2 separate regions of the Homo sapiens genome follow, and region 1 is linked to region 2. A link is an interaction called in ENCODE POLR2A ChIA-PET data of the cell type or tissue named here. Cell type or tissue: Panc1. All regions are shown on one strand. Links, peaks and the distances in the headings refer to the core of each region. The heading gives the core; the rest is flanking DNA.

Region 1 (8,314 bases), core at 1,319-6,318, 140 kb after region 2:
GCAGCCTCCCAAATAGCTCGGACTACAGGTGCGTGCACCACCACACCTGGCTAATTTTTCTTTTTTTTTCTTTCTTTTTCTTTTTATTTTTTTGTAGAGATAAGGTCTCACTACATTACTCAGGCTGGTCTCAAACTCCTGGGCTCTAGCAATCCTTCTGCTTCAGCCTCCCAAAGTGCTGGGATTACAGGTGTGAGGCATTATAGCCAGCCTCAAATATTAAATCTCAACAGAGGAGAGAGAGGATTCTCTCGCTCTAACATATAAATGGGAGTTACCCAAAGAAAAACAGGTAAATCTTCAAGAGGTGGCTTTGAGTTCAGGCTTAAATACCATTATTTGCTGAAACAAACAAAGAAGGGTGCTGAAGGAGGTCAGTTAAGAGGAGATGCCCAGGAAAAGCGCAGTGAACAAGAGTGAGTTTTGTTCAACAGTATTATGTCAGTGCTCTCCATTGATGAGAGTCTCCAGTGAGTTACTGTTTCTTCTCTTCCTGCTACACAGAGGGAGACACCCATACAAATAGAGATTTCCTTTATAGATGTACATTTCCCTTATAAAAGGGTAATTTTTACTGTTTTCAGAGCTTCTCCCATGTTTGTAGTTTCTCAAAATAGCCAGTTCAAAATAATTCTTAATCCAAAGAGACACATTTTGGGGTGAACATATTCTGGTCTACTACAGGTCATATTTTGGGGTGGCATAGTCTCATCTCCTACTTGTTCAATTCAGTGTTATTAAGTGAAGGAGTGAATTATTATTATGACTTAACCTCTCATCTAAAACATGTCAAAAGGACCTTATTAATATAGATTTTTTGAATCTAGTGGTGAATCTTGGGCACAAATTGCTGTTCCTGTGATGAACAGCCAGAATCTGACCAAATAAACCATCACTATATTCCATTTAAAAAAAATTATATATTTTTTTCATGAAAAAGAAGTCACAGCATGTAGCACACTGCTCTTAAGTAAAAGTTAAATAAAATAGTTCAGCTGGTTAGAAAATAAGCTTCAAGTTTAAAACCACATATCATTCTTTATACAGATGATTATTTGGGACAGACTTCAATAGAATCATACTTTGCTAGCAAGGAAGGCAATTTTGGCAATAGCACACAGTGATCAGCAAGAGTGACTCATATTTTCCAACTGAGATCAATGGACCCTCATCCATTAACACAGACCTAAATATTACCTGATAGGAAGGGATGACAGTGGAAGTGCGAGTCAGAAAGGTATGGCATACTCAGATTTAAAGGTTTTTTTTCATGTTATAATCCCTTTTTGTACTCTACAGGAAAGCAGCATAATTTTAGATTTTCAATTAGTTTACCCTAGGTATTAAATGAAAAATGTCTTTTTGAGTAATGTAAATTATTTTTGTTCACCTACTTCAAGCTGCTCTTTGCAGGATTTGATTTTAAAAGTCCTTGGCAGCATTTTACCAATAAATCATTTTAAAATGTCAACAAATAGTTTCATTTTGGGGTGGATTATAAGCCTTTCAATAAATCAGATGCCTGCTAGATATTTAAATATTAAAAGGTAAGCCAGTGAATTGACCACAAAGCAATCAATAATTAACTATATTAAACTCAAACAATTCAAGTACGTAAAAAAATATCTAAGACATGATAACATCTTTAGTTTAAAAATGATGCTCAGAATTTGTTCTTTCCTTGTTCGTCACAGTATTTTTAGGTATGCATTTGCTAATAGAATTATTTTTATATTTAAATTTATTTATATAGCTCTTAATGAATTATAAATTATGTCGCATTGATGCAGATGTGAAAAGAATATAGGAGTTACTTTTGGGTCCACAACATGCAATCTGTGGTTTCTTTTTTTTTCCTTCTTCCTTCTTTCTTGATTATATTTTTCTTATATTTTCTTACTTTTTGAGTTTATTTATTTCTTCTTTCTACTTACTCTATTTTAGATTTATAAGCCTTTTGGGGATTGAAACTACATTTTATTTTTCTTTGCATCTCAGGGCTCCAAGTGTGAATTTGGTCCAAAATCAGTATTTCTTGAATTATTGAATTAATGACGATGAATGAAAGACTGATGGTCAGGGAGATAAGATAATTTCACATCTAACTGAAAAAGCTGGATGAACTTTAACTTAGAGAATAATTAGTCAAAGTAGATGAAATTGACATATCATATTTTTAACTACTAGCAATTTTTACATCTAATGCTTTTCTAAACAACACAATAATGACATGAAGGCAATTATACAACTTTGCAGAGGGCATTAAAGGGGATGAAAAATTGAGGATACACTTTTTTTTTGAATAAAAATATTAAATGTTGTAGAAAATGTCAATTCTTTACAAATTAATTCTATAAATGTAATGCATTTCTCAAAGTTTATAATAAGAAATTTAATTTTTGAAAATTGAAGGGCAAATTTTAAAGCTGAAAGAGAAACTCTAATTCCTAAGAATATTTTGAAAGAAAAAGTAGAACAGTGAGGAACACTTTAACTCTTGGATAGCATAACACATTCAGAAACGGTCAGTTAAAATGATGTAATATTGCCACAGGGTGGTCAAGAAGGAAGCAGGAAGACCACTGAAGGCATTAATACAACAGCCCATATTGGCAACCCCTTTTCTCAGCCCCCTTATCCTTGCTAATTTTCTTGATCTCCCAGTTTCTGCTAAGATGTGTAAAAATAATTCACTATAAATGTATTAATCTATTTCTTTTTGTACCTCTGTCAGTTATTGCTTTATATTTTGAAGCTATGTTATTAACTGCATACGAATTTGTGATTATGTTTTTTCTTTTTATTATAATGTAATTTTTCTCTTAATGCCCTTTCACTTAAATTCTATTTTATAATAATATTGCCGTAGTATTTTTAGTTAATAATTCTTTTTCCATCAGTTTATTCTCAGCCTTTCTGTATATTTTTGCTTTAGTATTTCTGATGAGCACAGCATAGTGGATTTTATTATTATTTTTTACATATTGATAATCTTTTTAATAGGTTGTTTTTACCCATTTAACTTTAGCTTGTTTACTGACAGAATTGGAGTTATTCCTGCCATTTTATTTTGTTACTGTATCTTGTTATTTACTTTACATATACATATAATATATAGTATTCAACATATATAAATATATAATATATATTTCCTTCTGTATATAGATTTGGAAACTATAGATTTTTTTTTTTTTTTTTTTTTGAGATGGAGTCTCGCTCTGTCACCCAGGGTGGAGTGCAGTGGCAGGATCTCGGCTCACTGCAAGCTCCACTTCCCGGGTTCATGCCATTCTCCTGCCTCAGCCTCCCTAGTAGCTGGGACTACAGGCAACTGCCACCATGCCCAGCTAATGTTTTGTATTTTTAGTAGAGACGGGGTTTCACCATGTTAGCCAGGATGGTTTCAATCTCCTGACTTTGTGATCCGCCCACTTCCTTACTTTTAGATTTTAAAATACATACAGATCTATATTCAATATTTTTCTATTCTTCCAACCATAAGAAGACATTTAGTGTGCCTTAACAATTCCCACTAAGCAACTTTTACCTACCTCCCCATCATATATTATTGTTGTGCATAATTCCAGTTTCACTTTCTTTTAATCAAACAAACAAAGCATTAAAGTTAGTTTTAGAAGTTAATACCTAATAAGCTTGAGGCATATTTTATCAATGATAATATATACCATAATCTCATGTTTAATACTTTTTATCTGTGCTTACTTTTATTTTTTCAGAAATACATTTTTTAATAATCCTTTGAGTGGCAGCCTGTAATCACTTGACAGGGTCTTCTTACCTGCTGCAGACAAAATCAGTTCACTGAGACCTCAGCACTGTAGTAGAGAAAGAGTTTAATTGGCACGAGGCCAGCCCATGCAAGAAAACTGGAGTTATCACTCAAATCTGTCTCCCTGAAGGCTTGGAGGTTAAGGTTTTCATAAACAATTTGTTGGGCAGGGGCTAGGGAATGGGTGCTGCTGATTGGTTGGGGATGAAATCATAGGGGTATGGGAAATGGCCCTCATGCACTGAGTCAGCCTCTAGGCGGGCCACAGGATCAGTTGAGCCATGGGTCATGAGTCCAGCTGGGGTCAATCTGAAAGATATCTTAAAAAAATTTCTTAGGTTTTACATAGTGATGTTATCTATAAGAGCAATCAGGAAAGTCACAAATCTTGCAACCTCTGGCCACATGACCCCTGAGGAATAAGGGATTATAGAAACTATGCCGATGTTATCAGAATTCTGGCCCTTCTCGTAATCCTAACCTTGTGGCTTTTCATTAGGTTTACAAAGGTCATTTAGTTTGAGGAAGGGCTATTATCATCTTTGCTTTAAGGTTAAACTATAATCTAAATTCCTCCTAAAGTTTGCTTGGCATATACCCAGGAAAGAGTAAGGACAGATTGGAGGTCAGAAACAAGATGGAGTCAACTATGTCAGATTTCTCTTACTGTCATAACTTTGCAAAGGCAGTTTCAGATGAGCTTCTTTATATATTTTTATAAGTTTGAAAACATCAGTTTTTCTTTGCTTTTAAAGGAAAATGTGGCTGAGAATAAAATTCTATTTTGACAGATTTTTTTCTTCTATTATTTAAGACACAATTTTACTAACTTCTGGCATAAATTGATACCAAGTAATTCTGGCAAAAAATTGTTGCTGTTAGTTTAAATGTCATTCCTTTGTAGGCAACATATATTTTTTCACCTGGTTGTTTTTTAAATGATATGTTTATAGTTGATGATCTGAGGTACAACTGTAATGAATCCAAATAATAATTATTTATTATTTTTTAATTCTGCTCATATTTGAAGCATAATTTTAATTCTGAAATGTTGTCAATAATTACCTCTCCAAATATGGATTTTTCTGCCATTCCTTCCAGTCTGTTCTTCTGGTGCTCTTATTAAATCAATATCAGAGCATTTCAATTTAATCTGTGATGTTTCTTAACTGGTCTTCACATCTTCATATCTTTAATATATAATGATGGCTGGGCACAGTGGCTCACGCCTGTAATTCCAGCACTTTGGGAGGCCGAGGCGGGTGGATCACAAGGTCAGGAGTTCGAGACCAAGTTGATCAACATGGTGAAACCCCGTGTCTACTAAAAATACAAAAATTAGCCAGGCGTGGTGGCACGCACCTGTAATCCCAGCTACTCAGGAGGCTGAGGCAGGAGAATCGCTTGAAACCAGGAGACGGAGGTTGCAGTGAGCCAAGATCATGCCACTGCACTCCAGCCTGGGTGACAGAGCAAGACTCTGACTCCATCTCAAAAAACAAAACAAAACAAAACAAAAAATATATATATATATAAAATATATATTTTATATATAATATATAGTATGTATTTAATATATTATACATATTTTATATATATAAAATATATCTTATGGTACCATATTCCAATTGACTCATTTTCTTTCTGAGCATATCCAGTCTTACATTGATCCCATATATTATTTTTCATTTTAATGATTATACTTTTTATTTTCAAGACTTTACACTTATTTTTTCTCATCTTCATTTTTTGTATTCTTTCTGAGCTTTTTTGTTTTATAAATTGTCTTTCTTTTTAAAGAAAGCAATACATTTTTACATTTCTTTTGAAATCAGTAGCATATTTAAAGTTTTTATCAGACTATTCTACAGGATCTGAACTTATCTGAAATAAATTTTTCTTCTAAAAGTTTATCTTGATTTGTCCTTCTTAGCATTTGATATTTTGTGTGTGCTTTGGAATTTATAGTTGCAGATTAATTTAATTAATTTATTTATGTATATTTCATACCTAGTCATGCAGACAGATAAATTTTAATTTGGAAAGATTTTATATTTGTTTCTTTCCATTAATTCTCATTTTTGCCTACCCTTCCCTGCCCTTGTAAGTTTTACACTTGCTTGTAAGTTTTGCGCTTGTAAGTTTTACACTACTCAGCCCACTGGGCCCCCAATCTAGAACCAGGTTTTTAAAGGCCACTCAGAGTGCACAATGACATTAAGGGTTTGCAGATCCAGCCTCTGATTCAACAAGCAATTTGCTTCAGCTCCAGATGGGAGGCTCTGCCTGTTTCCTCTGCATCTTTAGGCCTACTGCTTCCCCTAAACGAAAACCCTAGACAATAAGTGATAGTTGGTAGGAGAAATTTTCAGCCTTCTTTAAAACCAAAAGGGCTGTGCTGAGTTCTTGGCCACACACAGTGAGTTTGATTCCAGACGCCTGTGAAAGGTGAGCACTTTTGCTTCTTTTGTTCCATAGGGAACAATTGCCTGACCACTGCTTCCTCCTGCTGGACCCTGAGCCCAGCAAGCCCTGTTTGAGGCTTAAGTCAAACACGATGATCCGTTTCTTGTCTGAGAAAATGTTTGCCTTTATTCAAGCCCACTATGTCTTTAAAATTTTCTTTTCCTCCCTCTTTTAAAATATTATATCCATCACTGCTTTGTTTTGGGAAAAGATTTTTGAACTAGAATGTGTCACTCTTTCTTTAAATAACCCTGTTAGACAGATAGGTAGGTCTGAGAAAGTCAGAGATTGGTAGATGCCTCCTTTTGTTAATTTTACAGATAAGATATTGTAGCAACCAGGTCAGGTGGCTCACACCTGTAATCCCAGCATTTTAGGAAGCCAAGGCAGGAGGATCACTTGAGGCCAGGAGTTTGAGACCAAGTTGGGTAACATAGCAAGATTTCATCTCTACAAAAAAAATTTTTTTTAAATAGCTGGGCATGGTGGCTCTCAACTGTAGTCCCAGCTACCCTGGCAGCTAAGGAGAGGATCACTTGAGGCCAGGAGTTCGAGGCTGCAGTGAGCTATAATCACACCACTGCATTCCAGGCTGGGCGACAGCAAGACTCTGTCTCAAAAAAGAAAAAAAAAGAAAAAGAAAAGAAAAAAAAGATGTTATAGAAATGCAAGTAGCTTTCCAATATTTCAGAGTGAACTGACAGAACAGAGTTAGTCTTGGAGCTTTAGATTCCTATTCCAAAGCCTGTTTTTCTATAGCACTTTTTTAGTCTTACCCTCTTCTATTAAAAAAAAATTTGAAGTAAATGTTTATTTAAAAATAAAAGTAATATTTAAACTTTGAGAATGTTTTAATTTTAATTATTTTGTTTTACTTTATTTCTATTTTATTTATTTATTTATTGTTTTAGAGACAATGTCTCACTCTGTCACTGCACTCTATCAGTATAGTGGCATGATCATAGCTCACTGCAGCCCGAACTCCTGGCCTCAAGCAATCCACCCACCTCAGTGTCCAGAATAGCTAGTCAGGCAGGTGCCACCATACCTGGCCTATTTATTTTATTTTATTTTTTGTAGCGACAGGGTCTCACTTTGTTGCCCAGGCTGGTCTTGAACTCCTGGCTTTAACCTATCATTCTGCGTTGGCCTCCCCAAGTGGTGGGACTACAGCGTGACCCACCAAGCCTGGCCAGAGACTATTTCCAATGACTACATTCCAAGATAGCCTATGCTGCTGGATGATAGCTTAGGTGATTGCAGATCCTTTTCCTCAGAGTCTCAAGGCCAGCCCTAATGAAGAGGTAAAACCCACCACTTCAGATAAGCCAGTGGCTCAAGCCTATAATCCCAGCACTGTGGGAGGCCGAGGCAGGTGGACTGCTTGAGCCCAGGAGTTCGAGTCCAGGCTGGGCAACATGCCAAAACTCCATTCTACAAAAATGGCAAAAGATTAGCCAGGCATAGTGGTGCTCGCCTGTGGTCCCAGCTACTCAGGAGTCTGAGGTGGGAGGATCACTTGAGCTGGGGAGGCAGATGTTGCAGTGAGCCAAGATCACTCCACTGCACTCCATCCTGGATGACTGAGTGAGACCTTGTCTCAAACAAACAAACAAAAAAACCATAAAACATAAAACCCACCACTTCACAACTTCTATCCCTTGGATGGCTATCTAAATTAACCCAGAATGACTTCTTGACCTTTGTCATCCCTTAGATGACAAGCATATGATGGGCTACAGTCTTACTCATTTATTCCTTCATTCAGTGAATAACGAATGTCTACTCTGTGGCTGTCTTTAGTTTGCCAGGAGGACCCAGTGCTCAGTTCAATGCAGCAGTTGTCTCAGACAAAAACATTCCAGTTGGAATGATCAACTGTATAGTCTTCCTAATCATGTTGCTTGATCATGGATCTGGCTGCTCAAGTGCTCAGACAAAACCTCCTGCCTTTTCCTGTTGTGCACAGCTACCTTAACTCCACATGAAAGCTCACTCACTATAAATGGAGAGGTCAGAGGGCTCCTAGGTAAGAGTTTATGCTTTCCCTCTTCTGAG
Region 2 (8,314 bases), core at 1,648-6,647:
ATAAAGTACTTTGTACAAAAAACCAAACAACTCGGGTTCTCACTCATAAGTAGGAGTTGAACAATGAGAACACATGGACACAGGGAGGGGAACATCACACAGCAGGGCCTGTAGGGGAGGTAGGGGGAAAGGGGAGGGAGAGTGTTAGGACAAATACCTAATGCATGTGGGGCTTAAAACCTAGATGACAGATGGACAGGTGCAGCAAACCACTATGGCATATATATACCTATGTAACAATGTAACAAACTAGTACGTTTAGCACCTGTATCCCAGAACTTAAAGTAAAATTAGAAAAAAAAAACTGGAGAGAAAAAAAGAAATAAAATACTGCATTAAAAAAAAATAGGGCATCTGAGAAGCGTGTCCATTAGAATAGTTTTAGTTTCTTAGTGATGTTATGCTGAACCCCTGACAAAAGTGTTAATATTTGATGCCAATATTTTTCCCACTGACAAACTAAATATACCTATTCTGTAATAATATTAAACTAGATCTTGTATTTGGCTATTTAAAAAAGTATAACAAATATATCAAGCTTTGCATATATCTGGGCTAGTGATTTGTAAGTATTTTCATTTGTGCATCCTTTCCATTATAAACATTTAAGTATACATTACCAAAATATCTATTTTTAAAAAATTAAAAACATATATTTTATATGTAATATACCATATATTTATGAAGCACAAACTAACAGAATTGACTTGAACAGTTGCTAAGTTGCATATATTCTGCCTTGGAAACCACTGATCTGAAGAGTATGTCATAGTCCTAAAAGTAAATATATGTAAGCAACAAAAGATACAGCTCAGTAACTATAGTGAAAAAAAAGGGGGTGGGTTTCTCAGCAATATCAATGAAGAAAACACTAAATACTTTAATGAGGAATTAAAGTAAATGGCAGAAACAGCTCCAGATGAATGGAAATATAACAGTGGTGTAATCATTAACGTTTCATGAGACCGAGAAGTAGTATCAAGATTTCTTGTAATGCCTCATTAAAATGATAACCTATTGATATGGTGGTGTCTGTTTACCCCATACATCTGATTATATGGGGTGTATGAACATATGTGTTCATGTATGTTTGCATAATTGTAGAGTAAATAAAAGGCCATTATATAATGAATTTTTAAAGTTCACCTAAGGTGAAATTTTAATTCAAAAAGAGTGGCCAAATTCTCATAGCAAAGAATGATTCTTTTCCAATACGATGAGAAGCACAATGAGTTAAGGCCTGCCAGTTTCATTTTGCCTTTGTGAATTTCTAGTGCTTTATGCTGTATCACCACACCATAATTTAAGTACAGCCTTAGCTGAGAATTTCCTCATTTATTTTTCAAAAGTAATGCTGTAAAAACACTTTCAGGAACGTTATAAATCACATATTACTATACTAAGATACTTAACTAAATCCAGAGGCATTCTTGTTTTTCAAGTAAATATGAATTCTTTCTTGTTTCAGTATGTACCCAGAATTAGTACAATAAATTATTTTTGCATTTTGTCACTAAAAACACACACACACACACTCTCTCTCTGTCACACACACACACACACACAAATATTTCCATATGAGTATTGTATTAGAAATTGATTATAACTAATTACTTAGGCACTTTAAAAGGAGATTTTTTTTTAAAAAAAGGAATGTCATATGAATTTGTTTCAAGCCATTAAAGTTCACACTGTCAATACAGTGCCAAGTGGGAAATTGAGGCCCAACAGCAGATGTAAGTGACTATTTGGATATCTCACATTTAATTATCTTCAGGGGTAGCACATTATTGCTCCTGAGAAGAGAGTTCTGAAGCAGGTCAATCCCCAGCAGGCACCTGGGCATTATGGGGGTACCCGAGTGTCACTCCATCACTGAAAAATGTCCTAGGAATATCTGAACACCAGGGGAGAGAGATTTTTTAATGTGACTTAAAAAATATTCCTCTTCTTAAGCTTCCTGATCCTCCTATATCATCATCCCAATGACATGACCAGTTGTCATTTTACTTTCTGTCTACGTAACCTCATGCACAGCTAGGAAATAATGATTTAGGTCTTGAAATTCAAAACATAATGGTGTTCCTTTTTTTTCATTTCTCATTTTACTCAACATCCCTGCAGAGTTGATGCAAGTACTGAGCTGCCTTTGAAGTCAGCTTGCATCATCTTTGATGGAGTATAAAGCAATAGGAGATACTGACTGCAGTTTTGAGCATCTCAATTCTCATCTTAGATGATGCCGATACATTTGTCATTAAATACGTGGCATGAGTAAATTCTTGGGAAAATTGCCAAGCAGTTAAAATTGGCAGGTATAGTGTACATATTTCCACCATAAAAGAATAGAAAAGAAAAATATTAACCTGTTTTGAAAGCAATTTAGCCCATGTTTCACTTAGGCTATTCTTATTTGTGAGTAATTTTGTAGCGTATTCTTGTTACATGGGCTCCTTTTTCCTAATACTTTGGATGCTTTGTGAAAGGTTACATTAAACAGATATATATGGTTTCTAAAAACATTTGACACCTTGAAGAATGATATTCTTTGTTTATATAACAGCAATATAAATTAGTGTGTTTGTTCGTTTTCTGTTGCCATAACAGAATATCACAGACTGAATAGTTTAAAAATCACAGGTTCATTTTTCTGGTGGCTGGGAAGTCTTAGATCATGCTGCAGGCCTCTGGCAAGGAGTATCCCACCGTGGAAAACATCACATGATGAGTGAGCAAGCAAGAAAGAAAATGGTGGACAAAATCTTTTTATTAAGAACCCACTCCAGCAACAATAGCACTAATTAATGTATGAGGGTGGAGTCCACATGACCTAATCACCTTTTAAAGGGCCCACCCCTTAGTACCACTAAAATGGCAATTAAATTTCAACATGAGCTTTGGCAGGGACATTCACACCATAGCAATCAGTATGTGTGGATGAACTCCAGTAGAGTTGGCTTTTTAATATATTTTGCTCTTAACAATAATGATATGGCCCCTAGTAAATAGGAGCATGATTGGAGGTGAAAGAATAAATGAAACTAATTTGATTGTAAAATTCTGTCTTCATTCATTGATAGGCATTACTGCTGATTACCAATCTCTTGACCTTATCTTCTGTGAGGTCCATGGGAAAACTGCACTTTTCTGCCACATTGATGTTGGGTTTTAACCATGTGGCAAGTTTGGGCCAATGAAATTTGAGCATAAGGGCTATGTGAAGCCTTTAATTACGTGAACTCTCTTCTTGTTCTTCTTCTGCAGAGGTGACCATGGAAGCATGTGTGTTGAAAGAGGAAAGCAAGCTGGAATGCAGCGTGAACACATGGAGTACAGCTGCTATAAAGAGTGACTGAGGAGACTGCAGTAGACTTGCCTGATTGAAAATTTAACTTTTTTTGTGTTAAATCATTGAGATTTTAGGGTTGCTTATTACCACGGCACAACCTAGCCTATCATGACTGGTGTGTGTATGTGTATATATATATATGTGTGTGTGTGTGTATAATGTGTATGTGTGTGTATATATAATATAGGAGCTTTTAAAGGAAAATAAATTTAGTAATTAAAATAGGACAAAATGAAAGATACCAAATATCTGTTTGTGCAATATCACACGACATTTTTGTGATTTGCATTGATCTCAGTAGAATATATCATAGAATATGTAGAATATATAATACTCAGTAGATTATATATATATGATATATATATGATGTATATATATCATAATACATCACTTACTCAGCTCTGCAGTAAGTATCTCTAAGCCTTCTCTAAATGCTCACATTCTGCTGTTATTAGGATAATCACATTAATTTCTATTGCCTTATACCCCTCTAAAATTAGTCTTCAATATCACATTTTTATAACTATTTAGAATAAATGTTAATGGTTGGGGAAAGGAATGTCAAAGGAGAGATGTTCTTTTGAGATAAGCACTTTAAAAATCACAGAAGTTTATTGGCTTCATTTTTCATAGGAGTTTTAAAGAACATAGTTCATTTTAGAGAATGTCTAGTTGCTCTGGATGGCTGTATCATAAGGTCACAAGGAGAGGAGAATTGTGACAAAAAATGTACATGGATAATTCTTTCCTGTGTTGCCTTACATCTATATATCACAACAAGAGATTACAGTCCATTAAGTTCTACAACATTTTCATTAAAAATACAATCTGAATCCTAAGAGGAAAATACTAGCTACCAGAAACATAAGATTCTCAGAGAGCTTAGTGTGCTGCATGTTAAGTTGCAGACAGACATGCTAGTTTTCTTTGAATCAGTATCTTAAATCTATCCCCTTATTTTTCCATCTAATTTTCAGCAGGTCACTCTCAAGTCAAAATTTAATTTTATGTGGTTGAAGTTGTGGAGCCAAAATGAAATTGCATGCTGTAGGGGGAAAAAATTTAACCTACTTTTAATAGCCCCTTTGAAAGATACTTTGAAGACATGACTTACTCTCGTAGTATGTTGACTATCTGAAGAATGAATTATTATATCCTTGTCAAATTTTAAATATCACGCTGTTAAAAATATTAGTCACACAGGGGGCTGCTTGACAGTAATGTCACAGAAAAGCTCTGGTCTATATGAACAGGCAGAGTCTGAAACTTAATACCATGGTTCCATGGAGCTCTGTCTTCCATGGGCAACTGCTGAGGGGTGGGGATGGGGGTGGGAAACTGCTTCAAGTTTCCTTGGAACATTGGCAGGACTCTGCCAACTGCATTCTACTTACTGTTCCAGCCAGCTGAGGGAGACTTGTGTCTTTCTCCGGCCGTCCTCTCCCAGCAGAGCTTTAGAGGAGAGTCTAAAAGAAATAAAAAAGCTATCATTTCAAGTGAGGAAGATTTAAAAAAAAAATACATCCAAGAAATGTGAGTTGAGATCTAGACTAGAGGTTGTAAAGAAAATGATCCAAAGAATTTCTTTTAAAAGGCAGGGCATTTTTTTTTTTAAGCCTGAAAAATAAGATTAGAAACTGGCTTGGATGAGCCCAACTGTGATTAAAAAAATAAACCTTTTATAGTTAAGTCAAGATTTTTTTTCCTCTTTTTGTTCTTTGACTTTTCCTTGCAGGGAAAGGGGCAATCTTTACCTAATCAGAGCGAAGCAAGAATCACTGAGGCAGCGGAAGCATCCTGTAGGTGAAGGTCAGGCCAATTTTCACCCAAGTAATGCTGTTTTATCAGTCATCGAACAAAGATTGGGGCCTTCCTTTTCTTGATCCTTTTGTGCTTTCCCCTATTACTTTAACAGATCTGAACAAACCAGGGATTCTTCATCCAAAAGTTCCATTTAGCTGCATTTATTTCGAATCCTCCAAATTTCACATCTCAATGTTACAGCAACTTAAGAATGATACAAAACCTACATGTTTTTAGGCAGGAAGACAAAGTTAACTAAAAACAGAATTAACACAGGACACAGTGGTTGTTTTCATGGGAACTTGGCCATTTATTTAGTGCTGAATCTCATGTCAGCCCTATTAATCCTGACACTTTTTAGTTTCAAGGGTTTCTATTTTCTGTATGTCTACAAAACATGAACACTGTTGATGAAACATTGAGTTACAAATTGGATGATGTTACACTTGGCAACTTGGATAAGAGTCAGGCTGAGAAGCCAAGACTATAAAACAAATACTCACCCTAGTGATGTGTGGTATCCAAAATAAACGTATTATGCAGTTGCCTCCGAATAACTGCTCCAATGCTGTAATATTCTAGGTCACATTATGTCAGGTCCATTTATTCTCATGTATACATTTGGTGTTTTCAAAATGGGAGATATCAACATGAAAAAATGGGGAAAATGTCATTTTATAAAGATGAAGTTAAGAATTAGTTTAATAATTTCAAAAAATCATCTTATTTTAAAGCATAGCATTTTGATTTATAAGCTGCAGCATGGAACCTCTTCATAGTCCTGACAGCTTTGACTCAATTTTCCTATATCTGAATAACTATAAACTATATTTGCTTGTTTACCCTTGTCCTGTCTTCTACCTTTCTCTTCTTTATTGATCTTTTCTTACATTTTTACTTGCCAATTATTTCTGTCTCCTTTTTTCCACCCTTCCTTCCCCAGAGCCCAGATTAGAAGTTGGCTGCCTTTAGATGGAGGGATTCATTTGGATACTATTTTCCTCTTTAAGGGGCTTGGATTTTTTATGTTACAAATTGCATAGCTTTGTGGCCATATAGAAAATGTTACTTTTGAGATTATTGTAATGAATCTGTAAATACTAGTGATTTGATTTATTCAGAGATAAGTAGATTAGGGACTCTACCTTTTTTATTGCTGAAAATGTGCCCAAACTTGACCTATTTTCTGTTACTAAAATACAGAAGGGAAGACACTGTATCATTCAATCATTTTAATGCTTTGAACCATGGAAAAAAATATAAAAGGCTACCCCTGCTCCCCATTTGTCTTTTCATTTTGATTAATAAATACATGATATTCTAACATACTGAGGAAGAAAGTGGAGTGAAGATAGGACATGCACACAGCTGTAGACAGGAGAAAACTATACTGCCCTTGCTTAGGAGCTTTATATAATCCATCAACCAGCTCTGCAAATCCTTGCCACAGAGCGTCTCTCAGCACGACATTTTCCTGTTCATTGGACCAGCAACCCTCACTAAGGTCCAAACCACCTAACACTCTGTTATCCATCAAAGCCTCCTTACTGGTCTCCCTGCCTTCATACTCTCCCCTCACCACTTCATACACCTGAAAGGGAGTGAAGTCTGAACTACCATCCTTAAATTCATTCTTGGACACTCCGAAGACCAGAATTTCATATTTACTTACTGAACTGTCAGGGTTGGAAGAACTAGCAGAACTAGCTGAAGGATTATAGAACCATCAACAGCAAGAACAGTATCTTCTTTCTCTTGTCCACAGCTGTGTAAATGGTTTATCCTTTACTTGTTTTCATTCTTCAGACCCTTGTGACACTGCACATTCATCCTGCTGAAGTGAAACAATGAATTGGGGTGGGAGTTGGTTGGGGTTGTTTGGGATGTGGGGAAAGGCCAAAGAGTAGTGCAAATAAAAGCAGTAAAGGAGTAGAGCAAAGAGGTTTACCATATAAGAAAAAAAATTCTGTTAAAGTTTTTTTTTTCTGGGAATGATAAGCACTGAGAAGATCAACATTCATATTTAATTATAAGCACGTCATATTGGTCACAAAAGACTCAGAATTATATTTGGCAGTATTTTATTAATAAGTCATTCATATTACTCTCTATCTTGAAAGAAAAATAATTTAAAATATAATGAGTTTTTCCTTTATTTTGGAATATACTTTCTACCGTTCATTTTAAATCAGTGAACTTTCACTCCAAGTTTGCTTCCCATTCTCCAGAGTGCCATTAATCTTCAAATGGAGCAATTTCAAACCACAATTTTATTATTATTATTAAAAGAATTCAGTAACTTCCAATTTTATTACAAATAGGACTAAAATGAAAATGCTTACTTGGTAGCTTTTTGTTTGATTCTCAACACAGTTTTCAGAAACCAGAACCATACAATTCCCTGTCTGGTACAGTGAGCAACAGTTTGTATCTGCTTAGCTGGTGTTTGTATGCTCAGTTAACCAGCCCTTGTATGTTCTGTCTCTTCTAAGGGCTGTGGAAATTTAAATACGGTAAATGCTCTGTGACAGTGCTGCTGTTGTTTAGTCAATTCATTTCCTTGAGTAGAAGATCAGTTCACAATTACTTCAGGGCAGTCCATACAGGCCATCTTAGCTGGCCATTAATTAAGCAATAAGACATGACAGGCAATGTATTTCTGGGCCATTTAACGTATCTCTTGAGGGATTTTTAAAGCCAGAGGCTAAAGGTCAAGTGACTTTAGACTTTAACCACTTGAGAAGTTCACTGCCAGGAATTTTCCATTACCACAGGGGAAATCTGAATATGAATTATTGAAACTAAGAAACACAAGACTTTGTTAGTTTATAATTGGGAGATCAAGCCAAAATTTTTAAAAATAAATTTACAGAGTGCCATATGTTGTACCATAATCTGCCATGTATTATCTCATCTAATTTTTCCAACAATCTTGTGAAGTGTTCATTATCCCCATTATACAGTAAAAGCACATGAAACTCAGAGAAATTTGATAGCTAAAATCCTTTGCACTATGGTTTAGAATTCTGAAATTAAATAATTATTAAATTACAAGCTCTTGAGTTAGCCAGACTTAAAGCATTGTTCTCTCCCACCCAAACTCTAGTTTCTTGGAATAAGAGCAAAGATTAATTTAGAAAACATGGCTGTGCCATGGGCTAT

The links. ChIA-PET counts read pairs that join two places held together with the same protein. Peaks named below come from ENCODE experiments on the same cell type or tissue, not always from the same donor. Only the 100,000 strongest peaks of a DNase experiment are listed, where the experiment ranks them.
Region 1: POLR2A ChIA-PET joins it to region 2 with 10 read pairs; 3 of 35 experiments call an interaction of 5 or more read pairs at or near these places.

Annotation. Positions count from the first base shown.
Region 1 is chr3:147,896,974-147,905,287 of GRCh38, forward strand. No RefSeq gene overlaps it. Among named protein-coding and RNA genes, the nearest start is that of LINC02032, 180 kb to the right of the region's middle. In Panc1, for the core only: no CTCF peak of the experiment used is centred there; no DNase peak of the experiment used is centred there.
Region 2 is chr3:147,753,373-147,761,686 of GRCh38, forward strand. It overlaps LOC102724145 (a long non-coding RNA gene), which reads right to left and starts at 5,389. Exons shown (of 3, transcript XR_427423.3): 1 at 5,104-5,389; 2 at 4,744-4,815. In Panc1, for the core only: no CTCF peak of the experiment used is centred there; no DNase peak of the experiment used is centred there.